Linked DNA regions of Homo sapiens: regions 1, 2, 3, 4, 5 and 7 are each linked to region 6. A link is a loop called in an ENCODE intact Hi-C map of the cell type or tissue named here. Cell type or tissue: heart right ventricle. All regions are shown on one strand. Region 1 has its middle 220 kb from the start of ESRRG. Region 2 has its middle 360 kb from the start of ESRRG. Region 3 has its middle 300 kb from the start of GPATCH2. Region 4 has its middle 92 kb from the start of ESRRG. Region 5 has its middle 170 kb from the start of ESRRG. Region 6 overlaps LOC124904512 (a long non-coding RNA gene). Region 7 has its middle 370 kb from the start of ESRRG.

The links. A loop is a pair of places that touch in the nucleus more often than their neighbours do. Peaks named below come from ENCODE experiments on the same cell type or tissue, not always from the same donor. Only the 100,000 strongest peaks of a DNase experiment are listed, where the experiment ranks them.
Region 1: a loop joins it to region 6, with 2.4 times the contacts of the local background. A loop is called at or near these places in 3 of 110 quality-filtered maps.
Region 2: a loop joins it to region 6, with 5 times the contacts of the local background. A loop is called at or near these places in 22 of 110 quality-filtered maps.
Region 3: it touches region 6 in a loop (4-fold over the local background); 21 of 110 quality-filtered maps call a loop at or near these places.
Region 4: a loop joins it to region 6, with 2.4 times the contacts of the local background. A loop is called at or near these places in 7 of 110 quality-filtered maps.
Region 5: it touches region 6 in a loop (2.6-fold over the local background); 5 of 110 quality-filtered maps call a loop at or near these places.
Region 7: it touches region 6 in a loop (2.9-fold over the local background); 22 of 110 quality-filtered maps call a loop at or near these places.

Annotation. Positions count from the first base shown.
Region 1 is chr1:216,942,609-216,946,608 of GRCh38, reverse strand. It overlaps a transcript of ESRRG not described here. Among named protein-coding and RNA genes, the nearest start is that of ESRRG, 220 kb to the right of the region's middle. In heart right ventricle, no CTCF peak of the experiment used is centred here; no DNase peak of the experiment used is centred here.
Region 2 is chr1:217,076,917-217,080,916 of GRCh38, reverse strand. It overlaps a transcript of ESRRG not described here. Among named protein-coding and RNA genes, the nearest start is that of ESRRG, 360 kb to the right of the region's middle. In heart right ventricle, no CTCF peak of the experiment used is centred here; a DNase peak (open chromatin) is centred at 2,458; H3K4me3 peaks cover 2,771 bases; H3K27ac peaks cover 2,548 bases.
Region 3 is chr1:217,332,415-217,336,414 of GRCh38, reverse strand. No RefSeq gene overlaps it. Among named protein-coding and RNA genes, the nearest start is that of GPATCH2, 300 kb to the left of the region's middle. In heart right ventricle, a CTCF peak has its summit at 2,305; a DNase peak (open chromatin) is centred at 3,789.
Region 4 is chr1:216,813,387-216,817,386 of GRCh38, reverse strand. It overlaps a transcript of ESRRG not described here. Among named protein-coding and RNA genes, the nearest start is that of ESRRG, 92 kb to the right of the region's middle. In heart right ventricle, no CTCF peak of the experiment used is centred here; a DNase peak (open chromatin) is centred at 1,646; H3K27ac peaks cover 2,067 bases.
Region 5 is chr1:216,892,704-216,896,703 of GRCh38, reverse strand. It overlaps a transcript of ESRRG not described here. Among named protein-coding and RNA genes, the nearest start is that of ESRRG, 170 kb to the right of the region's middle. In heart right ventricle, no CTCF peak of the experiment used is centred here; no DNase peak of the experiment used is centred here.
Region 6 is chr1:216,748,173-216,752,172 of GRCh38, reverse strand. The region is part of intron 1 of LOC124904512 (a long non-coding RNA gene); the gene reads left to right. It also overlaps a transcript of ESRRG not described here. Among named protein-coding and RNA genes, the nearest start is that of ESRRG, 27 kb to the right of the region's middle. In heart right ventricle, a CTCF peak has its summit at 1,957 (motif pointing left); no DNase peak of the experiment used is centred here; H3K27ac peaks cover 571 bases.
Region 7 is chr1:217,088,003-217,092,002 of GRCh38, reverse strand. It overlaps a transcript of ESRRG not described here. Among named protein-coding and RNA genes, the nearest start is that of ESRRG, 370 kb to the right of the region's middle. RefSeq lists a silencer at 2,409-2,609. In heart right ventricle, no CTCF peak of the experiment used is centred here; a DNase peak (open chromatin) is centred at 2,149; H3K4me3 peaks cover 3,690 bases; H3K27ac peaks cover 3,697 bases; H3K27me3 peaks cover 344 bases.

The sequences.
Region 1 (4,000 bases), 190 kb before region 6:
ATTAGTAGACCAATGGCTGTATATCCTTTGGAAATTTTCACTATTACTTGTCAGCTTTTGCTGGCCAAAGAATCAGACCCATGTAATGATCAGTTTGATTTGCTCTTTCCATTCTGTTTGATCCATGCAGATGTGGGTGTGGTGTTCCTGAATCATGGTGTAGTGGTCCAGATAGCTGGTCAAGACATGCGAGGGCCTATGCTGCAGCCCAGTTTATTTTGTTGTGTGTGGGTTTGTTTTCAGAAGTGTTAAAGATAAATAGCACCTCTCGAACCGATGATTACTCTGAGTCTTCACTGTAAAGGCTTGGAATTTCCTATGAGGTGCCTGTTGCTTGGTTTTACTTGGGAGGGTTCTGATAGCATCATGAAGACTGTGGTCTCTCTACAATTCATTTGGAACACAAGCTGAGGCTGATCAAAACCTAAAGATGAATTAGATCTCTGATTTCTTGGTTCTAGTTAGTACTGGTTTATTTTACGTCAATTGCTATTTTTGGAAAGTACTAAAACTGGTAATGACAGACTTAGGTACTGAGGTTTCTCAAAAAGTTAATTCATTCATTTAGTAAATAATGAGCTGTTCCAGGGAGCAGCTCTCCTCCTCCCATATTTCCTTATGATGGTGAAAAGTAAGCTCCTCTGAAACTAACTTTTCTCCTGCCAACCATCTCTATTGAATTTTTCCTTAACTGTGGTCTGCCAAAAAAACAGAACTGAGGCTTGGCACACCAGTTTTGATCAGACCAACCATCAGAATCATAATGTCCTAAGTACAAAGCCCACTAATTGAATTTCATTCACTGGACTGAAATACAGCAGCCAAGGCAGAGAACACTGTCGGCTCTTTTTTATGAGGTGCAGAGTCTAAAGTCATTTTTTAAATGTGAATGATGCAATTTCTTGTATTTTTCATTTAAAATGCTACTTGGTAAACAGTGTTTCAGATTAGCGTATTTGTAATTTAAATGAAGACAGTACATCAAGCTGAATCTGAAAAGAAAGGAGAAGTTTGCAAAATGATTCATTCCTCTTTTTGTGTGATCTACTGTAGAAAATAATAAATAAATAGGTATAGAGAGGGGAAGAAAGATTTGTGGATTTTAGGAGACAAAATTGAACCATTTCTAAAAGAGTCAGTTCCAATAGCTAAATCTTTGTTTTCTTCAAGCACACTAATAAATTCTGCCTAATTCATTTTTTATTTTCTCTCGGGGTCTGCTTGCAGATTTGCCTCAACAAAGGAAGCATCATGTTACATCTTTTAAATAATTGATGGCTCTCAGTTCAAGCCAGCTTGAAGGAAATTCTGAAAATAGGTACTGATTGAGCAAATGCCTCCTTCCTTCCCACATTCCCCTCCTCAGCACTCTCTCTTCTCATCTTTGTTTAACAAAACCCACTTTTCCCTCCCCTTTTGTTTCTTTGCCTCCTTGGTTGAGAGCAGAGGGTGCTTTCATTTGGGTTTAGGCTTTAGCTAATCCTTGGTATCGCTCTCATTTATTTCACATCATTCTATTTATTAAAGATAGGGGGAGCTATTAATTATAAGCTGACTGATCTAATGAAGAGCTTTTAATTAATCATCAGAAGTGTTATGTCATAATAACCACTGGAGACGGTTTGTTGGAATTATGAAAAACCTGGGCTTAGAGCTTGTCCCTCTAAATTTGCAGTGTGTTATTCTCCAACTGTCAAATTACCCTGGAAGCTGGGTCAGCTGCAGCCTTGCCCAGCCGTTCCTGTAGGTTCTAATACTGTGAGTTGATCTCTGTTATTCCCCCAGAGAGAGAAAAGCATCTCCATTTTACCTCACTCTTGGTGTCATTAGCAATTGTCTAAGACTTGGAAAAGCCATTACCACTTTCAGGCAGATATGGTTGGTAGAACATTAGACTGGTCTATTGTGATTCTGGCTTCTAGTCATGACTTTGTAAGTCACTTTGCCTTACAGGACTTCCCTTTCCTTACTGGTAAAATGAAGGCTTTGGAGTGCATTACCACCAAGATCTTCATCAACATAGCCTTCTTTCATTCTCCAGGGAAAGGGATGATAAACCAAGAAGAACTTGCACTGCATTTGATTTTGGGTGCATTAATAGTATTCTGACTTTGAATGAATGGAGATCATGTGCTCCTTCTTTATTAACCTTCCTGTTTCTTTCCATCATATTTCTTTTCTCTTAATTTTTCATTTATGTCTTCTTCTCTTATTTATTTCCCTTCCTTTTCCTTTCTAACTTTCCATGTTTCCAGCGTTAAAGTGGAAGGAAAATGATTGGCAAAGTGCTAGACTCAAGGATCTTGGCCAACTTAATGAAGAAATCTCTTATTTTAAAAATATTTTGTCCTCACAGAAAAGCTTCCTCCGTCAGAGTTTGCATCAGAAAGTAGCCAATATTATTGAATTTGTGAAGACTAAATATAGAGTGGCAAATATCGGGAGATCTAAATCTGGAATTATATGCTTGACCTCAGTTTAACTGGAGGGAGCCTTACATTGTACCCATCACTGAAAAAGCTGTATCTAAATTGATGGATTATTTTCCACTCTCAAAACTATTTCATAATCTTTGAGGCACTTTTCTTTTCAAAAGATGCATCACATAGATTATATCATGACATTTTATCTCTTAATAGAGCAAGTTTCCTGGCAGGGGGGAGCTGAAGTTGTCTTTGCCCTACATCTCCCCAGCATCCAGTAGCTTGCTTGTATATCCTGTGCCTGCCCAAGATAATCCTGCCTGATTGCCTTTATTGAAATCCTGAAAAAAAATCTTCAAATAATCAAACCCCCATGAATAACGTATGGTAGGGGATCTAGAAAGCTGAGGAATTTCTTCTGTTTATCTTTTCCTGGCTGTACGCTAGGGTTATCTTCAGAATGACTAAAGGAAATATGTGTGTTTCCCCTTTTAAAAATCTTTACTTCTGCTATCCATTCACTTTTTGAGAGTATATGCTGTTCAGGCTTTTGTATGTGTGTGTAGTAAGTAGATTACAGGTAAACCCTCACAGTAAGATATACTCCTAAGGTTTTGGAATTCAAAATGTGTTTTTCCCCAAGGACAGCTGGGTGAATGGTTGAGTTCCACTGTCATGCTACCATGTTTCAGGAATATTATGTGCCAAGTGGCTTCTCCTTTTATTGGAATATCTATTCTTAGAACCTGTTTGAGACCTGAAGAACAGATCTTTCTTGCTCTGTATTTAGAGAGGCAATTCCCCTTCTAAGAAGGTTCCTGCAACAATGCAGAGGCAGCTGCTGGTGATGGTAGAGGGTGATGGTAGGGATGGTGTAAGTCCTCTTGCCTTGGGGTCACTGACTTTGTGAGTGAAGGGATACTGGTAATTTAGTTATCTATATTTGTTTTAAAAATATTCTCTGGGATAGGAAAGAGAATCCAGAGGCTTTCTCTTCCTCTCTCATACTACACAACCATGGTAGGGCAGATCATTCACGTTGTAATGCATGTGAAAAGTACACCCTGGGAATCTTGCAATGCAAAATCCAGGCAACTGCACTTGATGGTTCTTAATCCTGTATTTTTTTTTGTAATAAGTTTATATGCCCAATCTTAATAATTAGTTGGGCATAGGATAGGCAATCATCAGCTTACAAAACAGTTGTGAGTTGTGTGTCAGTCTACATTTTAAAACTGGTTATTCAAAAACAAAAATTGATAACTGAGACCTAATTAAACTAAAGAGCTTCTCCACAGCAAAAGAACTATCAAAAGAGAGACAACCTACAGAATGGGAGAAAATATTTGTAAACTATGCATACTACAAAGGACTAATGTCCAGAAACTACAAGGAACTTGAACAACTGAACAAGAAAAAAACAAATGGCCCCATTAAAAATTGGGCTAAGAACATAAACAGACATATCTCAAAAGAAGACACACAAGTGACCAACAAACATATGAAAAAATGCTCAACATCACTAATTATCAGGGAAATACAAGTCAAAACCTCAGTGAGATACCATCCTACACCAG
Region 2 (4,000 bases), 330 kb before region 6:
TCACGAGGTCAGGAGATTGAGACCATCCTGGCTAACACGGTGAAACCCCGTCTCCACTAAAAATACAAAAAATTAACTGGTCATGATGGCGGGCGCCTGTAGTCCCAGCTACTAGGGAGGCTGAGGCAGGAGAATGGTGTGAACCCGGGAGGCGAAGCTTGCAGTGAGCCAAGATGGCGCCACTGCACTCCAGCCTGGGCAACAGAGCGAGACTCTGTCTCAAAAAAAAAAAAAAAAAAAAAAAACCAAAAAAACAAAACAAACAAACAAACAAACAAACAAAAAAACACTAGAAACTGGAGTGGACCCAGAAATCAAGAGATGTCTTCGGGTCAGGCTTGAATTAAAAAGTAAATATTTAATCACTTTTACCAGAATTCATCAGGGCTACAGTGTACGGGATACGTGCTAAACAAATGAAGAAAACAATCTTCAGGGAGTTTGATGATGAGTCAGTGTTAAGAACTTTGACATGTATATAATGAGTTGGAAGTAATGACATAGACAGCATGAGCACTGGAAGGCCACATATAACCTCCAAACCATCATTTATTGAAGGATTCCAGCTTTCTGTGAGGACGATTTTGGGTAGTAAAATTGACCCAACTTGAGTTTTTTTCAATTTAGGAAAATTTATTAAACAGGTAATATCTTTAACATCATGCTAAGCCTGTTTGAGAATATAAAGTAATTTTAACATATAGTACCTCTCTTTAAGGGACGTATGCTACCTGCAGGGAAGTGCATTATATGTATACGTGACACTGTGAAGATAGCAAGTATAATATCTAATAATGCAAAATATGAATGCTATGTGGTCAATTCATATATATTTATATATATCTTAAAGAGAACTTGACAGAATCAGAAAGCTTGGATTGATGTTTAGGCTGCAATTTACCAGCTGTGTGACCCTCACTTTCAAGCCAAAGTTTTCCCATTAGTAAACTGGGTGTAGCTTCATCTATCTCATAGGACTGTTGGAAGGATCAAATGAAACAGAGCATTTAAACAGAGACTGCACAAATTATGGGAGGGAAGGAGGAAATATGTAACACTTGTGGAACTGCACTTGAGGGTAGAGACCATGTCTTAATTGACTTTGTGCCCCCAGTGTCTGGCACTGTGCCTGGCTCTGAGAGGAGGCTCAGTAAATGTTTGTAAATGCATGCGTGCCAGGCGCTGTGGTAAGCCCTTGACATGTGTTATTCTTTAAAACTTCACAAAAAATTGTGTATGGTAGTTATAGTGTCTCCATTTCACAGATGAGGAAACAGAAGTTCGGAGATTTTTAAGCAAACTCCAACCTCATGTAGGTAGAAAGTGGTAGAGATAGGAAGTTAGATCTACTTGGCACCAGAGCCCAGAGTCTATTCATTACATTATGTGGACTCTCAGATGTAAGGGAATTATCATTATTCCTAAACAATAGTGTGGCCAAAATGAAAAGCAAACACCTTGGATAATTCACCAATTGCCCAGGCAGCTCCTGGGCTGGCTTTCAGATAAGTAAGGGAACATTCTCCCGTGCTACCTGACACATTTAACATGGTCTTTTGTTAAACTGTCAGTTCTGATTTCTGGCCTTTGAAATAAAAAGCACAATAGTGAAAAATACCATATAATATACCATAACCTGGACTTGTCATAGAGACAGAAGAGAAAGGAAGGACAGTGAGGAACTCACAGTTAATGAAGTGGTTAACCAATGACTTGAATTAAATTTGTTACTGCCACTAGCAGCCGCCCTTACCTTCTGTCTCTGTCTCTCTCTTTTTCTCTGTCTCTTACTCTGTCTTAACTTTCACTACTACAGTTGGTAAGGTCTAGAATTTTCACTCTCTTCTATGTTAAGGATGATAATAAAGAAGGTGATTCCACTGCTAAACAGTGGAATATTTCATGTTCTTCATTGCTTGTCTGTTCCTAACATCTCTATAGCTCATTACAACAGTTGGTTCTGTTGGAGTGAAGTTTTGCAGCCATCCCCAGTTTCTAAAGAACAATACTAAAATGGCCCCTGACAACACAGTAATGTTAAAACTCCAGCCTCTGCATTGGGAGACAGAATGCAGAGGTTGATACCAGACTACCCGATCTTACATTATTTTGTCCTCAGTTTATTTCTGAGGAAAAACAGAGGAACCTTACATACAAAGGTTTCTATAAGAAGCAGAGGGAAATGCATTTTAAAAAATCCTGATTCATTTTAAAGCTTCTGTTAAAATATAGTACACTGTAGGTCAGGACAGCAGAGACAGGAACTACGTATAAGTCCCGAGAATACCTTACACTGTTGTCAGAATCCAGCCAGTAACAGTGTGTGGTTTCCCAGGGACTGCGCTAACATACCTGAGATGAAACCTGGTGGGGAGATACTTTCCACATTCCTTTCTGACCTGTGGTGAGTCTGCTGGGGTGAATTGTGTGAAGTTGTCAAAGGTTGCTCTGCTCTCCAGCACTTGGCACCAGCTCTGCTGAAATGTGATGCCATTGGTTTTCAGTAAAGGTTCCTTTCTGCAGGGCTGCAAATACAGATCAGCTGCTACTGTGTATACACAACCAGGGAGCAAATCAACCAGCACATTTAAAGCAGCCTTTTTAACCCTGAGACTTTCCAAGATCTCCTCTTCACACAGGAAGTTTCCTTCTCTGTTGTCAGATTTAGCACTGTGCTCTTGTCATCAGATCCGAGCCAGGCTCCCTGCTGCACAGTAGAGAGGCTTCCTTAAGACATTTGTCCTTGAAACTGCACCAAACTCTTGGAAGAACCCAGAACGTGTAAGTATGTATGATTTAGGCAGCAATAGTACAGGGCAAAGCTGCAATCAACCATTATACAATATCCGATTAGCAGTGCAGGAGGGATTTTTCCGACGTTATGTTACATTCATTTTCAATTTGTTCTGAGGAAACAAATCAATTCTAGCTTCTGATACAGTGACTTTGCAGTAGATGGGGTTGTAATATGTTAGCTTTAACTATTTGCTGTTCTCATTTAGCATTTAGATGTGACTTGTGGGACAATTACTGTGGGCATTAAACTATAAAACTTCTAAATTTTTATTAGGAATTGTAATTGTTGGTCATGTCCATCTTGAGAAACAAGTTAGCTTTGGGGAATGTTTTTAAAGAATTAACCACATAAATTCATGGACAAAAGAATGAATTTGTACTGTTCTTGCTCTCAAAACATATTAGTTTGCAGTTTTAATTTACTCGTAAAGAGCATTCCACTGAGGTTTTGTCTTAATTGAATCCTACCCAGTGCTGTCTGTTTGGTGTTTTACTGTCTTGTATATATCTGTTTAAGTTACTTCGCTAGGATTGCAGTCTGGTTAAACCTGTATTTAGCCACTACCTAGATTCTAAGAACATTCAGGTCAGTAAATGCTCACAGAATTTTGGAAAGTGGTGGATTTGTTTTCAAGGGTGGTCGTATTACCCTTGAAAGCTTTTTAGGTGCACAATGTGAATGGCTGTCAGATGGAGACCACAGACTGAACACTCTAAGGCTCTAAGTCAAATCTCGGCTTGTCCACTTTCATAACTCCAATTAACTCCAACCAATAAAAGCCCATGCCCCCTTTCTATCAATTTTTAATATGCAACAATACTTATGTTTATGAGATTAATTTCTCTCAGATTAGTCTGATTGATAGCTGGATTGTGGTTTCTTAAGAGCTTGCTCCCTGAAACCCACAGCAGAGCTGCATTCCATTTAACTAGTGAATGTAAAAACGGGTAACCATGGATTCAGCCACCACTAACTGCCAGTGCAATGACTTGTTGTAAACAATACAAATGAGCCAGGAGAGCAGAGGCAACCAGACATGAAATGATTTTAATAGAAATTACGGTAAAAGGTCATGTGATTTGGTATCAGCTTCTGTTCAGTTTTAAAGGGAAAGTCTTTATTTTCTCCCCCTTCTTCCCCCCTTACCTATTTCCAACCAACCCAAGTAGGTATCTCCACAAACTTGGCAGGTCCCACTCTGTG
Region 3 (4,000 bases), 580 kb before region 6:
CATCCAGACAATGAAATATCTACCTTCTTGACTTTTTTCTTCCAGTGTTTTTTTCTCTCCATTGTATCATCCCCCAAAATAATCTTCCCCATTAAAAGCACCCTGTACCAAAGTCTTTGATGGAACCCATGCCTTACTGAATCAAGGCCAATCAGGCACAGCATTCAAAAGCTTCCTAGATCTGCCTCCAGCCTGTCTTTCCAGACTCTACATTTTCTTGTGCATCCTGTACTTCCATGGCCCCACCCATGCCTTTTACAGGCCAACTCTAAGTGTTTGCTCATGCTTTCCTCTCTGCTCTCATTCAACTAACACATACCAGGGACTATCTTAAGCATAGGGGATACAAAGTTGACCAAGATATGCAAGATCCTTGTTTTCTTGGGAATTATCTTCCAATATAGAGGTTCCCAAATTGTAAGATGCAAATTAATTATGTATATGCCCAAAATACTTATTCCTTCAGCCTTCAGAGCAACAAAGTTTGTTCAGCTTTGGTGGGAACCTGTGGCCAACTGCCTTTGGTCAGTGTCCTATATAAATATTATCATTCTCTTTATGTGCTATGACCCAGAGAAGATTAGGAAACACAGTTCCAGTAAGTTACTTGAATACCTTTAACTTCCTTCACTGTCTATCGAAATCATACCCATTTTTCAAGATTCAGATCAAGTGCAAACTTCTCTATGAAGCCATCCTCAACGTCCCTCATTGGAAATTTCTCTTCTGTATATTTATGTTTACATCCTTCGTATATTTATTCTATCAATACGTATTTATTGGCCACTCACTGGGAATGCTAGACATAAATTTAGGTTTTGGGATTACAGCAATGAAGAATTTATGGCACTTTCATTATACCATAAGCATATTGAGGACAGGAACCATTGCTTAGTCATCTTGGTATCCTTATCTTCTTGAAAAGATTTCTTGATTATTTCATTATTTTCTAGATCTATTCCAAAATATCTGCTTAATATAATACTAATAATGGATTTCTGTGCACTCTCATTTAATCATCACAATAATCTTATGAAGTAATTATACTTAATCAATATGCAAACCGAGAAAATTGAAGCACAAAATTGTTAGTTAACTTCTCCAAGGTCATCTAGGTGGAAGGTGACACGGGTATTCGATAAATCCCTCATGAGTTGAAGTACTTCATGTACTTAATCACATCTTCAGGGGAAGGTAGTACTTACAATATAATTACTAAGAAATTTCTGGCATATTTTAGTGATTTTTGAATCCAAATAACAACCTAAAAATCTGCATAATCACTTTATCCCCAAACTAAACCTAGATATTAACCCTGGGGAACTGAACAATAAACCATCTGCCAAACCAACACAAGAAACATAGGATGGTTTAGCAACACCCAAGCAGTAAGGGTTTCATTTGAAAATAAGTTTTGTGCCAGAAGAGTGATGAAACTGGCTATCTAACTCTAGAGGGTTATGCAGCCTTTATAACAAGAAGTAAATAAATAACATCAGTAGTTTAATGATGCACCTACCTAAGGGAGGAGAAGGGATCGGGGGATCTCATGTGCTCTTTCATTCTTTAGGGCTCTCTGGTCATTGCTGCTTTCCCACCTTTACTTCGTTGTATAATTCTTTTGCAGATAAAATGCAATGCCAGTGGGCCCACCCATCTCTGCCTTCTCATTGAAAGGTAGAATCTCTTCAGAAAAATGCTGTGTCAAGAGCAATATGCCACAAAAACTAAAGACCACAAGAAGACATACGAAAGGACTAAATCTGCCAAGGGAGGATTTGGGTAAGGGAGAATGTAATTACCTGAGTTGGAACTTGGCCAGCAAACAAAGATTAATGCAGAAACAGGAAGGCTTCTATCCTGTGAGAAGTTCCAAGCAAGCCTTTGGGACCAGAGGTGGTCAGGGCCTGAGTGTTACATTTCATTTGATTTCTTCCATCCCTGGGAACACAGTGGCCCCTTGCTGAAACATTAGTTCCAAACTGACTTGAAGAACAGCCTTGCTTACTAAAGCATCAGCATTATCAATTACACTGGACAGTCTAGGAAGCAAAAGGGATTTAAGTGTTGGCAGGATTATGAAACGCAATCCAGTGTATGAGGGGAGAGGAAGGGAGGAAGTGCTATTTCAGAGGCATGGACAGCTTGTACTTAGCAGCTCCCCAGTGGCTCTCAAATTGTGTCCCTCCTTTTCCCTCTGTCTCCACCACCCCTTCAAGCTTTTTGCTTGGTATTTGTTATTTTGGGCCCAAATTGTTGCAATGGAGACACGAAACTCTAGGGGGAGCTCCAGCCTCCCTGGTGGGGTCTATGCCCTAGGTTGGGAGCAGAAACTCGAGATGAGGCCTCCAAATTCACAGTTGATGAGCAGTGTGGCTAGAACCAAAAACCTGAACGCCGTCCTCTGTCAGGAGCGCCTCCTTTTGATTGCTCTACTCTCTTGTAGAATTCTATCTATGTCATGCTGTGGCAAAGCAGCCTGGGACTTCTTACAGAAAAGCAAAACAGTTTAATGATGAAAAGCAAGGGCAGGTTACCAGGGGCTTGGGGGAGATGAATGGTGGTGATGGTTGCACGATGCCAATTAATTGTACTTAATGCCACTAACTGTACAATTAAAAATGGCTAAAAGGCATATTTTACCACAACTTTTAAAAATGCTGAAGTATATATTTTACCACCATTTTAAAAAGTCTTTCATTACGAGTTTGAATAGATTCAAAGGTCTAAATTCTTTGGTATATTGTAATAGTGGGATCTTTAAATGAAGCTATGACATCGCTCTTAAAAAACAAAATAATCAAACGTCATTGGAGGCATTTAGACCTGAGTGATCCTCTCAGGTAAATTTCCCTCCAAATTTACTCTCTTCACAGGAAATGTGCTCAGAGAAAGTCAAGATTGGAATCTACCCTGTTATCTTGCAGAAGAGAAAACTTAGACCAATGCAGCAACCCAACTAAATCTCAATCTGCTGTTCCCATGGTCCTGGAATCTTTATCTGCACCTTTGATGCTGTTATTCATTTCCACGCTTTTGTTATGCTGTTATTCCAACAAGACTCAACTCAGGTGTGGGATAAGTTCAGATCCCTCTTCTCTGTGCCCAGCTGCATTTGTTCTCTTTCTCACTAAATTAGACAGTGAACTTCTAGAGTGTAAGAACTATCTTTAAATCCTCAATACATAACCTGGCACATAGTAGGTGCTCCAGAAATATTCGTCAAACTCAACTTTACATGCTATGAATCCCTTAAACATATCCCCTTTCCCAGTTTCCACAAAGACACCAGAATATCCAAGTTTAGAATATGGCCCACCCTATGCAAAGATAACTAAAATTCCTGTGCAAATAGATCGTTAAGTATGTAGATGAGAGAACAGGGGCCGGGAACAGAACCAAACACCCAAACCCTAAATACAACTCTTTAAACCCGAAGAAAGTTTCACAAAATGATAATCTTCCACCACAGCACCAAAGTAACTTGGCTGTTTCATTCACTCCTGCATCCACCTGATGTCACTCTCACTGCCCAGTAGAACAATGTGTCAAAGGCTTTTGGTCACAGAGCTCCTACATTAAGAGCCTTTGGAAAAGCATAGCTATACCTGGTTTGGGAGGAGTTGAAGGTTCCCTGAAGACAAAGAGCTATCTACAATGCATCATCCTTCTTGGTTCTCTCTTCCTTACTCTAAGAACAAGATACCCTCAGCCTGTTTCATTTCCAAGTTCTTTGTCCTGAAAACACTCAGAGAGACATCTAGTACTTGTGGAGCTTGGCACTGAGCCAGGCCTGAAAGAGTGAATGTTACTGTCTGCCTGGGAATATGGACTTAAGATGAAATTCAGGAGATTTCCTTCTTGTTCTCATCCCATAGAAACTTATTGTTTTTCTGCTGTGAATTCTCCGTTTTATGAATTGACCAATTACATTTTCCCCCAAGATAGAATTTTGCTATATGCTAATTTGTAGGTCCTGAAAATGCAAAAATAAAACAAG
Region 4 (4,000 bases), 65 kb before region 6:
ATTATTTTTCCTGGAGTTGATGACAATGTGTTCCTAATTCATTTTTCAGAATGCTATTATGGTACATCTTTTTCATACTCAGATGATACATTGGCTATTCTATTGAAATACATTTTTAAGACCACAGATTGAGTTCAGCAGTTCATTTGCATCTGGTAGCTCTTTTCTCAATATTTGTAGAAAGGAGAAGAGTTCATTTCCTAGGGTCTTTTCACAACTTCCAGACATTATTTGAATGTGTGTTTAGGGTAAGTTTTGCCAAAATATTTCGCCTTTTAAGAAAGTCTGCTCCATATTGACCCACAAAACCTGTGTTTTTTTTTTTTTATCATTTTCTTTCTTTAATAACAATGGTTTGCACTCTTTGATGCTTTCCTACAAAATTGTTTAAATTTGGTTGTGATATTTGAAAGAAGGCGGTCAGTGTTTTCTAATGAGAATATCTGGTTACTGAAAGTTTAAGGAATGTTTTCTCTAAACCTTGAGTAGGATAATGAAACCGTGATAGATGCCCCACATTGTTTGAATCACTTATTTGGGAAGATATTTTTCTTTATTAGCAAATCTTCAATGTTTGCCTTCTTTGAAAGCCTTCTTTTTAGGGGGACTTGTTTCAAAACATCTTAAAAGTCGTATGTATGATTCGTTTATTTCTCTTCCCTTCAATGAGATTTTAGTGGATACAAAGCATCTCTTAACTCAGTTTAGATCTTTTAAATGTGCAAATATTGATCTAGCAACTGCATGTCAAAACTCTTGAATTTCAGGAAACTTAGGCATGCACCATTTGCAACTCTATTCCAGATATGTTAAAGTACTCGGGTGTGTTTCTTAGAGTGTGATTCTTTTACTGTAGCTTAATGCTTATTTGCTTTTGGCCTAGCCACAAAAGGCATTATGTTAGTATTCACTGTTTAACCAACATCATGGAATGTGAAGATCAGTGGCTCTTTTTTTTAAATTGACAAATAAAAATTGTATATATTTATTGGGCACAACATGTTTTGAAATATGTGTACATTGTGGGATGGTTAAATTGAGCTAATTAACATGTGTATTACCTCACATACTTATCATTTTTAATAGCTCCTATTAAGTCCACAATTATGAGATGTGTTATTAAATGACCACGGTTTGTAATGAACACCCATGAATGTGATATATTTTGAAACCATGTTCCATACAGTACTCCAGGATGTGATGTGATAAGACCTTTAAACCTTTGCTCCCATTTCGGCGAGTTAACTCTGATGACCCACGATGAATGCTGGTAGTGAAAGAGGTATTTCTTTAGCATCTGTGCAAGTCAAGTTCAAGTTGGCTTTTCCTACAGACACCAGGTTTGAGCAGAGGAGCTGCAGCGTTGTTCCTTTACACTTTGCATGTGAGCCATTTGGTATCCAGGCTGCCAGCAATCATAAACATTTTCCTCTGGAAGCCACTTCCTGTGTGTGTGTGTGTTCCCCAATATGCAGAAAAACAAGTGACACCAAATAACATATGGCCAATAGACCCCTGGATGAACTTGACTCCTAGGCAGGCATTTAAGAGCTGGGGGCGGGGAATAGTTTTAAATAGTCTACACCCTTATGCTACAAAAATTAGCCAGGGAGCATGTGCTTTCGTAATGGTCCTGTGACAGGGCTGCTTCATTGTGTTCAGTGCGGCGGAAATCTGAGCCTCCCTCCACCAGCTGCGCTGAACCGAACACAAATGTCTCGGGTTCAGTTGGCAGATAAAGCACTGTTGTGTCGCAACTGCAGTATGTGGGGGCTACCAGGTGCAGCCAAGCCAGGGAGGCCTGAGCCCGGGTGGTCTTTTTCCCAGGGCAGGTGGCACAGAGCCCCAAAAGGAGAGAGAAAAATCTGGGCCACTATTCTGGAAATTTTCTGGATTAGGTGTGTAGCATATCCCACTCCACAAAGCCCTTCCAGATAATGCCAAACCAACAATTTAGAGGGCAGTGTTGTCTGTGGGTTAGAGCTCAGCCTCCTCAGTTGGCTCCCAGCTGTGTGGCCATTTACTTAATGTCTCTGTACCTCAGTTACCTTATTTGTAAACTTTGGATGATAATATTATCTACTAAGAAGTAGATACTAACATTGTACAAGGTAATCCTTTTAAAGCCCTGAGCATGGTGCCTGGCACATAGTCAGCACTGAACAATGTCAGCACAGTGAAGCTCTCATTTTCAGTGTGTGCAATGCTTTTGGTTTTATATATGGAGAAACTGAGGCTGTAAATAATGTGCTCACCTAAGACCACTTGGCCCAGAATAGATTTCACATTTCCTGGCTTTCATGCTATTATGCTAACCGCTAATCTATGCTTCTTCCCTGCGTCAAGCCCTTAACATTCCTATTCTTGATTAAAGTGAGGGGAGGATTTAAGAAAATAATGGTAAGAAATAACCTCATAGAGATTAACTTAATCTGCTGCATCTCATCTTTGGTGCTGAACATCTTTGAAATAAATAACAATCTGTTTTCAATCAGTATCTCCTCACAGCTAAAATTATCAAATTTTAAAAATATAAGTTTTACGTTCTTGGGGAAATTGGCAAGTTTTGACAATAATTATTTTTGGCAACTGTGGAGTCTAGTATGTTTCTGAAACTATCCACCGACATTTAAACGGGCTCTGAGCCTTGGACAGAAAAAGGCAGAGAAATGTTTACAGTTTATAGTTGTGAAGGTGTGCTGGAGTATTTTGCCTCAAGCAATACAGAAACTCCTGGGATGAGCAAAAAGCGCATTTCAAAGTGAAAGACTGAGGAAGGTAGCAGAAATATTACATGGTTAGGTTAAAAAACATTTATAAGGCTGGATTTAAAAGCATAGAAAATGAGAAATCTTTATGCTGCTTCTATTAATAATGAGTTGTGTCTGTATTCACAAATTAGTTTGCAAGTTAATATTTGGATTTGGCTAAACAACTGCTTATTAATTTTTTGAGATGAAAAAGTTGAGTTCACCAGTTATTTGAGTGATTTTGACCAGCAATTCCCCAAACAAGCAAACAAAACTGTTTATATAACCATCGTATAATTCAACTCCCTGTAGGTTGTGAATTTCATTCTACAGATGGAATTCTCTTCCACCCCAAAAATAAATACTAAATAAGCACAGGTCTGCTGCTCATGTCCACAGTGCAGTCAGGCTGCTAATTTGGTTTGATTACTAGATATGGCCCAGTGGTCCAGGGGTGTTTCTTCTCAGCAAATGACAATAGCATTGTGGTGGGGAGAGAAGCATCATTTTTTTTTTTCCCATGACCAAGGACTTAAGCCTTTTGGGCACATTAGCACTACTTTCAGCAGTAATGCAAAATGGGAAATAATTGGGTTGAGGAGCTCCTGGGATATTAGTGGTGCTGCAGGCAGGAAAGCAGGCATTGGAAAATAAATGACAAATTAGCATGCTTAATCTCTTTATTGTGAATCAGATGCCACAGCAGAGGCTCATAATACATTAATAAACACCAGTTAATGCAACTGAGATACTATTCCTCAAATTCACAAGAGTGGTAAGAATTCTTTCCTAGGGGAATGAGTGTGTTTTCTGAGTGATGTCCCCCCGACATAAGCAGGACTTTGTAGTACAAATCTAGGGAAAGAAGAATAACAATTATGTGTGTATAGTGTGCAGGCACTTATGATCACTTTCATGCATATCCACCTGTCTGAGCTTCACTATGACATCCCTGAAAAAGGCAGGTTTTACTATTTCACCACTTTACAGACAAGCCACAGATGGACTTAAATGACTTCCAAACATTGCTCACCATTGGTCAAGCGAAGAATTGAATCTTAATTTTCTGGCTTCAAAAAAATATATGTTCTTGCCACCCTATCACCCAACCTATGTAGAATTAAAATAGATACTAGTTATAAATCTGTATTATACAGATTCGATATCCTCTGAGTTGGGACATACTCCATGACCCATTATAACTAAGTTCCATAATATTACAAGTATAACGAGATTCCTGAATATTATTA
Region 5 (4,000 bases), 140 kb before region 6:
TCTAATCAACCATGAAAGTGCAGAAACTGAAAAATTGACAGACTGGGTTCCTAGAATCCCAAAGTAGCATTTCTGTAATAGGCATACAAACAAATCGAATAAACATGTTTTGCTTCAGCGATTTAAAGAATATGGTCTTTGGAGTAATTTGTCTTTTTTTAACTATCATTTCTAACCTTTTCATTGCCTATCTCTAGTTTGCAGCTCCCCCTAACAATCTGTGGCAATTTCCCAACCAGCTGTTGGTGTTCTAGTACTGGTGTTTTGTTTCGATTTCCGTGAGCTATCAAATCAGCCTATAAAGGGGATTACCTGAGTGCTGTTGTTTCCCAGGTTTGCATTTAGCAGTGGGTTTGCTTTTATGTTTGTGTTTTTGTTTTCTCAAGATACTTTATTCTATGGAAAATATGACTGAAAAATTGCAATGGCCCTGAATCACGATGCTCAGGCCAAGTATCAGAAGATGTTTCCAGTAACATGAGTAGTTCTTCTTTCCTCCCAATTAATAGCAATGACCCTTAGCATCGATCTGCTAAAATTTTAGCCTATTTTTTTCCAGATATGAGTAAAGGTTTGCATAAACTTTATTTGGGAGAGAATTTGTGTATATGTCATTTGTCGTGATGTAATGTAAGAAATCAATCATTTGTATACTCTTACCCTTGGTATAAATAAAGTCAGTGTTTACACTTGGACTTGGTAGACGAATGAGTACAAGGAGAAACCTGATATTTTACTTTGGATTTTGAATCTCTAGTTAAAGAGAAAGCAAGGAAACCTATTTTTGTGTCTTTTATGGTTAAGTTCTGATTTCCATTTGAACTCACTGCAAACACTAATTATTCTGTATGATGGGGGAATGCTGCCACTTGTTAAGTTATTAAAAAGAAAAAGGGAAGGAGAAAATAAAAACAGGCACAAGATAAGAGCTCTTTTTGGGTCCCTTTTATTTCTTTTCCTTGCCCTCCCTTGTCCTGTAACTCACATTTTCATTCAGGTCAGTCGGACTATAGCTAGTGAATGTGCTTTCACTAACATCTCCATCATTAGAAGGAAAAGTTGACTCTAAGACTGTTTCCAGAGTTGTGAATAATATTTGGACATTTGATAAGTCCCTTTAGTTTATTGGAACTTGCTAAGGTAGAAGAACATTTGTATCCTTCAGAGGAAAATTTTATCTTCCAATTAGAGCTGAAGAAAAAATTCTCAAAGAGAGACTCTATTTAAACTGACTACCCTGTTTTTCCACCATCCTGATAAAATGAAAAAGATTTTTTCACCCTAATTGGCCCTTTAGTTTTGGATCCCCATATATGTCATGATGTGCCTTCTATCAATAAATCCCAGTGATCAATAGGTCTTAATTAATAGGTTTTATGAGTTTGCTCTTAGATGGATGACAGTCATATTTTTAAAAGTAAGAAACAAGCAAAAATTTTCTAAGTAATTTTCCTCACACATGAAAGGAATGGCGACAGGGTCTTATTTGCTGTCAACAGTATTTCATTCACAGTGCACTTATTAAAAAATTAGCTCTGTTTTACACTTCAAGGAAATGCAGTGATGTTTTAGAAAATAAAACTAATATGGATGTCTATCTAAAGATGGGAAAAAGAAAAAAGCATATTTCTGGCATGGTGCAAGGGTTTATCCGCCCCCCAGCCCAATTTGCATGGTTTGTCCACACAAATTGAAAAACAGCAATTATAGGGAATTATAATGGAGATACATAAATCAGAGCTGTACTAGACTTGAAAAGAAATATATTTTAGCAAGTTTAAATCTTTTTAAAAAAAATTAACGTGGATGGGGGAGGAATCAGGATAGAACAGACTAAAAATAAACAGCTGTATACTACTTCATTAAGCTGCTGCTTGGAGTGATTTTCCCATTGATTAGTCTAGGGGCTAATGCTGGTTCATTCCTCATTTCATTGCTAATTAACATCAGTGCTGCTCCTGACCACTTGACCGTGTTCTCTGGTGAACATGTGCTGGTTTGGCAAGTAATCGCTCTCTTCCTCCTCCCTCCCCATACTGCCTCTTTCCCGAGTCCCCAGCTCCCTCGTCTTTTGTTCTTTCTAAAAATAAGATTTTCAGCTAGGAGGGAAGGAGGAGAGCCTTTAAGTTATAGCCTGCTAGTTCCTCTGTAAAGACAACGAACTTAATAAAGAGATTAGATGCCACCAAGAGAAATAAACACAGCTACTCTACCCAAGCATTTGATTGAGGGGCTGTGTAAATATAGATGATTCACTCCAGCTACCATAGGACCTGGCTGGTGTAGTTCATTTTGCGTTTGTCTCGTTGATTCTGACTCTTTCAGAATATTTGCAGGACAAATTACCTGACTCAGGGAGTTATGACCAAAGACCTTTAAAAGAGAAATTGAGCATTGGCTTTAAGGCATCTATTTTTTTAAGACTGTGTACATTTTGGCTCCCGAGTCTGTGAAATGAAATTCACTACCAGGTCATAGTTTCCTGATCTGACCCATAGTTATAGCTTTTGCAGGATGATCCACAGTCAAGCAGAACATAGGTTATAATCGGGGCAGAATACTCAATTTGGCAAACCGGGATTAGAGATGAGAAAAATCCACAGTATAAACACAATGAAAATCACTTGCCTCTGTTCCAGGTCAGGAGGTCAACATTTCCACACACTGAAGCCAACATGCATTTTGGAAAAAACCTTTCCAGAATCATTGAATAATGTGTTGTTTTGACTCAATTCCAAATCATATCATCTCTTTTAACTGAATCAAACATTACATTGCATTTAGAAAATAAGTTTGAATTAGTTTTGATTCCTGTAGTTTGGTGCATTCGATTCCCTTAGTAATCATGAAGCAGCCTTCCTTCAAATGTACCTTTTAGGAGCAGTCACTAAACAAAGTTTACATTTATTTTACTTTGCAGCATGTCATTTTCCTTGCCAACATTGTTTTTCCAATAAGCTTTTTAGTATGTACTTCTACATACTTAGAAATATGTATGTAGAAATACATACTTTAGTATGTATTTCTTGCCTGTGTGTTTACATCTTATACATTTCTATAAGATTTTAAGCTCCTTGAAGGAAGGAAATATGTCCTTTCCTGTTTACAATTAAATGAAGATGTATTGATGGCTTACTGCTTGCCAGACACTGTGTCTAGGACAAATGACATAGACAACTGGATGAATGGAGGGCTGAATATTTCTTTAATAGCAACATAATTATTTCATGATTTATCTTTAAAGTTCATTTTATTTATATCCTTAAAGCTCCTATTTATTCCTGTGTGCCTCATGGGGCCCTGGCACTACATTAGACACTGGAATTTCAGTCTTATCTGATATAGAATGGAGTAATTCTTGCTGAACCTCAAAGGATGGTGTAGATGTTGAGTAAATTGTAAGCTCCCTCCATTCAGGAACTGTGTGTATTTGGCCACCAATAGATTTCCATTGTCTGTGATATTGCCTGGCAGAATGTTTGCTCAATACATGCTGTTAAAGGAAACAGAATGGATGGAGGAGCATTCTAGGCAGCAAGGACTCCATGAACAAAAGCTTGGAAGCCGGTCCCATATTTGTTTTGTTTCAACGAATAGCAAATAGTTTGTTGAGTTTGGTACATATCAAAAGGAATCACTGAACCTAAGTTTGGAAGGGTAGCTTAGGACCAGATTGTGAGTAGTCTTAAATGTGCAGCTAAGGAATTTGGACTTTATTCTTGTGGGCAGAAACTGGATATGGTTAATGACTGATCACGGTAACCTTTATCTGAAGAAAATCGCCTTAAAACAAGGCAAGGTTGGCCATCATATATTAAGAACGCAAAGAGTGAGGGGAGGAGTTGGGCTTTTATTCTGGTTCTAGAGGTGCCAAGCAGGGCGGGTGGTGGAGAGGACGATTAAATAATTCAGATGTGCTAGCTGTAATTGCTGTAATAGCTGAGTGCTGTTAAAGTATGTGAGGACAGTGCTGTGTTCATTGCCATAGATCAGCTTGCCA
Region 6 (4,000 bases):
TTTACATCTCAGTTTCCCAATCTGTTAAATGGGAATAATAGCCCTTCCAAGTGCTTGAATATTCTAGGTTTAAAAGGCCAAGTGAGCTTAGAATGAAAACATCTATTTTCTTTCAGTGCTGTGGCTAAGGACGCCTTGAAGTAACCAAGCCACAGAGCAAGGATGATGGCCTTTATCGTGTAGAGAGTGGACGACCAGATGGCAGAGCCCATTCTACATAATGACTCTCACTCTGGTGGTTTGTAATTTATGAAGTAGCCTTCTAATCAAAGGCGCTGTTGGCTGCCAGAGAGCTCAGCCACAGCATGGAAATAGCTTCTTCCAAAAAGAAAAAAATATATATATCAGCTGAATATTCTTCCATCTAATACGATAAACAGTCTAAAACACAAGAAAGGTTATCACCAATGATTCTGATTTTTATTTTGTAAACCTTGAGGAAAGAAGCGAAGGGACAGGTTATCTAGGGAGGCCTTTTCCCTTGACTTTATCAGGGAAGAAACAGGAACTATTCTAGCCATCTTGTGTCTTTTGGGTCTACTGGTGGCTCCCAGGCCCTGATGCCTAAGCAGGGAGGAAAAAAAGGGAAAAGAATAAAGGGAGTGGAGGGGCAGGCAGTGAAAGGGCAGATGAAAGGGACAGGAGAGAAATGATGAAAGGGGTTTGCACAGCTGGGCTGAGGCAAAATACCCCCCACCAAATGTCAGTGGTTGCTCAGAGACATCAAAAAGGCACTGGAGGAATTTCTCTAATTTCCATAACCAAAGTTAAAATAAATCAGAAGTATGATGAATATGGTAATAATTCTGCAACCTCTTCTCACAGTCCCTAAGATTTTGTCCCTTCATCTCTTTTGCTGTGACTAGCATTTCTATTGTTCATGATCCCAGTTCTTTCTCTAATATGACAACAGCCTCACTAATCTAGCTATAGCTGAAGTCATAGTTTCCAAAGAACTTCACTTGATTTAGAGACATACACTGCCCCATTTTCTCTTAAGCGTGTAAGGAGACTAAGAATAACCCATCCACTACTTGGTGTTGGGTACATTTTCAATCTGGCATGCCAAAATTCCCAACTCCAGGGTGAGAAATAAATCTGTTTCTTTGAATAGCAATGAGAAAGATGGGTAAGCATTTTAAAAGGGTAGATGATGAGAGCGGGTAGCAGTGCTAAATGGAATTTTATGTTCTTATGAACCATTCAGTATAAAATGATAGGGTGTTTTCTGATTAGGTGATTTTAACTTTTATGGTGAGAAAATGGTTAAACACAGAGCACTCTCCTAAGGTATTTCTTATGAAGCCTTTTCTTCTTTACTGAAAGCACATCAGGGAAATGGATGATGCATCTCATTTGATTCAAGTGAAACAGTTTAAATTGTTATGGCTTTGAGTTTTTTTTTAAAAAAAGGTAAATAACTCTCTTTAGTGAAGAACTGTATCACAGTATGTTCTTCTTCGGGTGGTGGCCTGGTGCCTATCAATGTATTAATTTGTGACATTTGATAAATACATGCCACTGGACAGTAGGTTGTCAGGACATATATTTATAAAGGGTCCTAGCCTATAGAGTTTTCATTTTTAAGCCAAGATCCTAGCAAGTAGCATCATCTCTGAATGAATTGTATTTAAATAGGGTTAGAAAGAAGATCAGTAAGGTAAGAAGATATGCTTTAAGAACAGCCATTCATAATCAGAAAAGCCAGGAGATATTTTTTTAAAAGACCACAAACTATTAACTGAAGAACAGCTTTTTAATGCAGAGCTTTGAAAACTGGACATAGAATATCAACTAATAGAGAAAGAAAAGAGGTAGCTTTCTTAGGAGAGAGAAAGTCTATCACAAATGGAATGTGGTACTGAGAGGTTGGCTAGCTGGAAGGCAAGCCACAAGTAGAAGAGTGATTTTGTTCTCTCCGAGGCGATGTCTGCCAGATTAGAAGCATCAGTGCCCTCTATTGTTCACAGGAGAACTGCAGAATTGCCTGAGAACACAGGCCAGGCATTTTTTGCCTTGTAAACAGACTTCTCTACAAACTGCAATGGATGATAATCAATAAAGCTGAAGGAAGGGAGGGAGGAACGAAGAAAGGAAGGAAGGAAGGTTGGTTGATTCATTTGTGGTCCTCTTTGTAATGTTTGAGCACTATTGTCCAAATGCTTAAAACATGAAATCTTTAAAATGTTTTTCCTAGACTAGCTATTTGAGTTTATTAACATAAGACATATTCCTCAGAAAAAAGGTGCAATTTACATTTAGTGATAGATGGGGATAAAGTTTATGATGCAAAAATTCTTCTGTTAACTTCATTATACTTATTTTTTGTTTGTTTTGATAAACCTCTATTTGCCAATTAGCATTTGACTAACTTAGGTAGAAAAATGCTGATATTAATATCTAGTTTTCTCCTTTGCGTAATTATACTTCCCAGTAATGATTTCGATCTGTCATCATCATGGAAAATATGGGGACTGGAAACTTTTTTAAAGCTAAAATAATATTAAAAATAGCATTGCTCAGCTATGTGTTTTACCAAATTAAAGATTACTGCAGGAATGACAACTTCATTCAAGCAAATCATTTGGAATTACATTAAACAGCTGCTGTTAAACAGCTGACGACAAAAGAGACCATTTTGATCTCCACAGCACAGGGAATCTAGCAGGGCGCTCCCTGCATGGGGTTATGAAGAACATTGTGCTCCTGTGGACCCACACACAGCGTATTCCCTATCGCGCTTGTTGCCAAACACTGGGCTCTCTAATCACTTTGTATTCAGTCAGAGATCCAGGAAGTCCAAATCCAGCCAGACAAATGCAGAACAGCTTAGCAGAAGCAGCTTTAACAGGTGCCGTCGGTATGGTCTTAGGGAACCTGAGAGACACGACAAACCATGGGGAGCATTGGTCATTGGTGTCAGTTTGCCCAGCGCACTGGATGGCACCAGTCACTGAACAGCAGTTTGCCACAGAGACCAGTTAATTGATCCTTAAGTGATGGCATAACAGTGCAAAAAAAAAAATATTTAGACACCTTAACTGTGCAAGTTCCCAGCAAACAGGCTGCTGCTGGGTCTCTTGCCTGCTCTCCCTGCTCCTTATAGTGCTAGAAAGAGAATGGACTGGAATAAAGAGCATGGAGCCATGACAAATTAAAAGGGATGGATGAGAGATTTGATTTAAGCAGGTGTTGTCTTTCTACGTCGACCGTAGGCAACTGAAGATTGCCACCCCATAAGCATAGACTCAAATGGATGGGCCCCTCCCCAGCTCTGTGCCTGTCTATAAGGGTATGTGGTGCCCCCAAGGAGACCACACTCACATACCATGTTTTGAGATTATTTCTAGATGGAGACAACCACTGCACTCAGATGTGAACTTGCTTTCTGTGCGTCGTCTGCCTCAATAACAGCACTTGATTTAAGTGAGTTTGAAAAAGTTGGCTGGCCTGACAACATCCTTCCAGATTCTGTCACTTTATAAACACAGGGATGACTTATATTCCCCACAAAAAAATCAGAATTTGTGTATTGGCAAAATGTTCATGAACTTACTTGTGTAACTTGAGCAAACACAAGAGAAATAAGAGGTTTCTGTGTGTTCAGATACAGCAAGTTGCAGAAGAAATTTGAAAAATCTGCATTAAGGTGGACAACAGCCTGTATAAATAGTTCTATTAATATTTAGACTCTTGGCTTGGTACTGATAGTAAAAGGGAGAGAGAGAGAGGGAGAGAAAGCAAGGCCACATTTTAAATTATTTGGAATTTCTGGCAAAGTGTTTGCTTCTGCAGTTGGGAAAACATTTGACTTTCTTGTATGTTTTTCTTATTCTGCTACTACTGCATTAAAAAAATGGGGTCCCAGACAGATTAGAGTAGCTAGGCATTCTGGTGCCACAAAATGTCCATTTCCATTCCGTCTGGGTAGCATGGATTAACTAGTGTGATACTTGTAACCTGTTCTGAGCAAGTGTGGATCTAGGCTATACATTGACAA
Region 7 (4,000 bases), 340 kb before region 6:
ACAGCATGGAAGACATTTGTCTGAAAAGAACAAAACAAAATTGGATTTCAGAGGATTAAAGTTAGTCAAATTGTTATGGTTCTTTCGCTTTGTGGTGAGTCTTTAAAGGTCCAATTCCAAGGTTAATAAGTAAAAAAGCTGGAGAACCAGGATGGTAGATTGAATATTAACGAGTACCTCTTGGATAGTTACTGGAAAGTTACCAATAACGCCTATAGTAATCCCTCCTTGAGTTCTCAATAGGCCTTTGCCCTCTTTGGAAACATCTATGCCTCTGGTAACATCTAAGCACCCGACAAGACTGCACCAATTCATCCTTCTGGCATGCCAAAGGGACAGATAAGCAAAGTGAGCCAGAGAAGCTATGTCCAATTTTCAAGGTGGAGAGACATAGGCCAAGTTTTGGGATCTGGCCATCAGTCAATAGTCCTCAGACCCTCTTAGTCTAGTTTCTCCAATTCAGATCATCTGGTCTCTGCATAATTACAATATCTTCCCTGTGGAATTTGCGAATGATTCTTGGACTGTGACTCTAAAGGGAAAAGATCTAGTAAGTTACTTGCTGTTTTCATTAAACTTATCCGACCTCTCAAATAGGTAAACTATTTTTAAACCTTCGAGCAGCTGCAGATTATTATGGATGAATTCAAAAGTTTTTCTCTCAATCGGCTGTGCTTTTCAGATTCAAAACTCTCCTTGTGCTTAATTTTTTGCAACCTCGGCCTCTGCTGTCATCTTTTAGGAATTTGGAATTAGTAGGAACAGTGACTCCACCAATACATGATGGTGACAAAGGCCAACTACAGGCTCGGTGAAAATAAAAATTCCTAAACAAATGTTGTTACTCCAAATGGATAATTATTGATAAAGCAGAGCAAAGCATTTGCCAAACCTGGTGCTAGATACTTATTTATCAGGAATATGCCACATGTTGGGTAATATACACAACATTATGATTAAGAGAAGCTACATAAAAGGTACCAGACAATGTACAAATAACACAAATATTAGAAAAAGAAGTAATCTGTGCTTTACCTGCCATGTGGCCACACCGGCTAAAAATGCATTCTCATATTTGCAGAAGTAAACGTTAAGGATTGTTCTTGAGACCACTCCTACTGATTCTGAGCATAATTATAAAAATAACAGATACAGTGCATAATTAGCAATAACATCTTTGTATTAAAAAAAAGTTTTCCTGCTGTTGTAGAATGAGTTAAATAAAATCTAGTTATCCTTCTTGCCCTTCCAGACTCCCCTGGTGGGCCAGATGCCCGGAGCCCCCCAAATTTTATGATGTGTCAGTCGAGTTTCTCAACTAGGGGTTTGGGCTTCTCTCTGGGTCCCTTTCTCTCTATTTGTCTCTCGCTCTTTCTTCCCTGACCCCTCCCCATTTTTAAAAGGCTTTAAAGAACATCTCTGGGAGACAAAAATAGCTCCAGTTGTGAGAGGCCTACACACCGGGAATGCAACTGAGAGATGCAAGTCAGCAAGTGCGAGCCGCGAACATGAGTGTCTGGCCCTGGGTGGATGCTCCTCGCTGTCTTGGTGCCGATTCTCTGCCTGGGCCCGGTGGGTAGAAGGGAAAATGGTTTTTCAGGGTTGGGAGGTGGGTTGGGTAGGTTTGGGATCCCTAGCCGTAGGAATGGAAACCCCAGCATTCGGGCTGAGGGGGCTCTTCCTTCCCCTCCCCCCACGTTTTTCAAATTTATTTTGCCCAGGCGGGGATTGGTGACGGTCAAAAGGGAGCAGTTGGCACTGAATGTCACCCTGAAGGTAAAATGAAAGACAAAAGATGAACGCATGCTTGCTTTCCGTTTGCAGCGGCTGCGGCGGCGGCAGGAGCAGCAGGATTTAAAGGGGAAAAAAATCACACGCATATGCACACATATATACACACCCAGAGGCGTCAATTATGCAAACGCAATAATGCAATCAAATCATGACAGTGCCGGGAATTTTTTTTAGAAAAATATAGATATTTATTTTTAAAAAGAGAAACGCATGCAAACAGAATCGTGCACATACCACGTAACCACCCGAGGAGAACCTGGCAGCCTCTCTCTTCTTCTGCCAAGTTATCATTGAGAAAACAGACAGGCATCATGACGTCCTGGGTCACAGGGAGTGCGGACCGACGCTACCAAGAGAAAAGGGAGGCGCCTTGGCGCTCCGGCTAGCCGTGGGCGCCCCTCTGCCCCTCGCAGCCCGGCTCGGTGAGTGCACAGCCGCTCGGGACGCGGACCCCGGGTGCCAGGCCGGCCCCGCGCCCGCGGGGGCAGAGCGGGGGGCCGTGCCCTTGCCACCGGAGGGCCGGCCAGCACCCCCTCGCCTGCCGAGGTCGCGGGAGCCCAGTTAAAGGAGGCGTGTGTAAGATGTGCAATGTTCCTGCATGGGGGTTTTGTAGACTTTCATAGCCAAAGAAACCGGCTTCGGCTTCTTTAAAATCCCCGACGACTCACCTGATTAACCTGCTGCAGTTCTGACCCTGCCAAGGTAACTGGTCCAAATCCTTATCATCAACATCTGGAGACAGACATTTGCATCTGGGGCATTCTTTATTTGCAGTCCTGGTTGAAATCTAGATTGCTACCCCCTTCCCCCTTCACTTGCTTATAGTCTCTTGGAAAAAAAAAAAAAAAGCAACCCCTCCCTGAATAACACAACCATAAGTACTGCCCACCTCTTGTAGACTTGCCTTACCATGACTGCAAAACTGTGAGCGTGTGTGCTGGAGACACAGATGAATTCTAATTGCAATTAGATTTGTTCTTTAAACACCCCTCCCATCCCCCTTCCTGGATAGAGACTTCAGTGCTTGGTAAAGTGGCAAAGAGTGAGGGCAGAGTTAGGGCGCTGGGAGGGGAGGGGTTAGGGTGAGGGGATATGGAGCAGGGGTCGTTGGGGGAGAGGGTGGTGCCAGGAGTTGAGGACTGCTGTCATGGGCTGGAAAATCCTTCTGGTGATTGCTGCTGCTGTAGTCCTAGGTGTCTCCCTCCTGTCCTCTACGCTGCTTTCCCTCCCTTCTCTCTCCCCAACCCTTTCACCTTCCCGAGGGAGTCGCTGAAGTTGCACGGAGGTCACCCGATCATCATTTAACTATTTTAAACCATCTACCTCCTTCTACCCCTCAAGTCTGTTAGAGCCTCTGCAGGATAGACCCCTGCACCCCTTGTTTGGTGATGGGAGAGTCTCAGAGACAGAAAGACACAGAGGGCAAAGCTCCCCTCCTCCCTTTCTTTTCCCTTCCGGCAACCTTTTCCAAGCTGCACCCTCTCCCCCTTTCAGAATCTTAATGAGCAATTCTGGAAGAGTCCGGAAGGGCCTGTAGAAACCCCCGCCTGCCTCAGTGCTGTGGAATGATTATGTATGTGTTTATTTATTGTGCTTGTCTCGGTTATGTTGTGAATTGCCACATGGGTCTGCTTATGTTAGGGAAGCACGTTTGCTATGTTTGTGTTGTAGTACCAGAACCAGTGGCCATGCAATAAGACACAGACACACACAGAAAGCAAATGATTTCACTAACATAAACCAGAGGGCAATGTTGAAAATAGCACTCTCTCTCTCTCTCTCAAAAAAAAAAAAAAAAAAAAAAAAAAAAGACAGGAAAAAAAGAAATTCTCAGCATGTGGGTTAAGAGAAGCTGTTAGGTCCATATGACCTCCTACTACTTTCAAAACACTCCTGCCTAATACTTTAAGTCAAGATCAAGAGACCTGCGGATGTTGTGAAGTATGTTTCAGAGCAGCTGAATGACTTGGTCTAGTTTTGAAGAGAAACTCTCATTTGTTTCTCACACTGCCCAAAGACCAAATAGGGGAGTGTGTTTGGAAAATGCCCAAATTCAGAAGCAGCAGGCGAGAGAAAAAGAGTCGGAAATGTCTTAGAGAAAAAGACAGAAAAATGGGATTGAGGAGTGGTTTCAGGGTTCTCTCTCTTTTTTTTTTTTCCTGTCCAGCAGATTTGATGTTGTCAAAATGAGTTAACCAACCTGAGA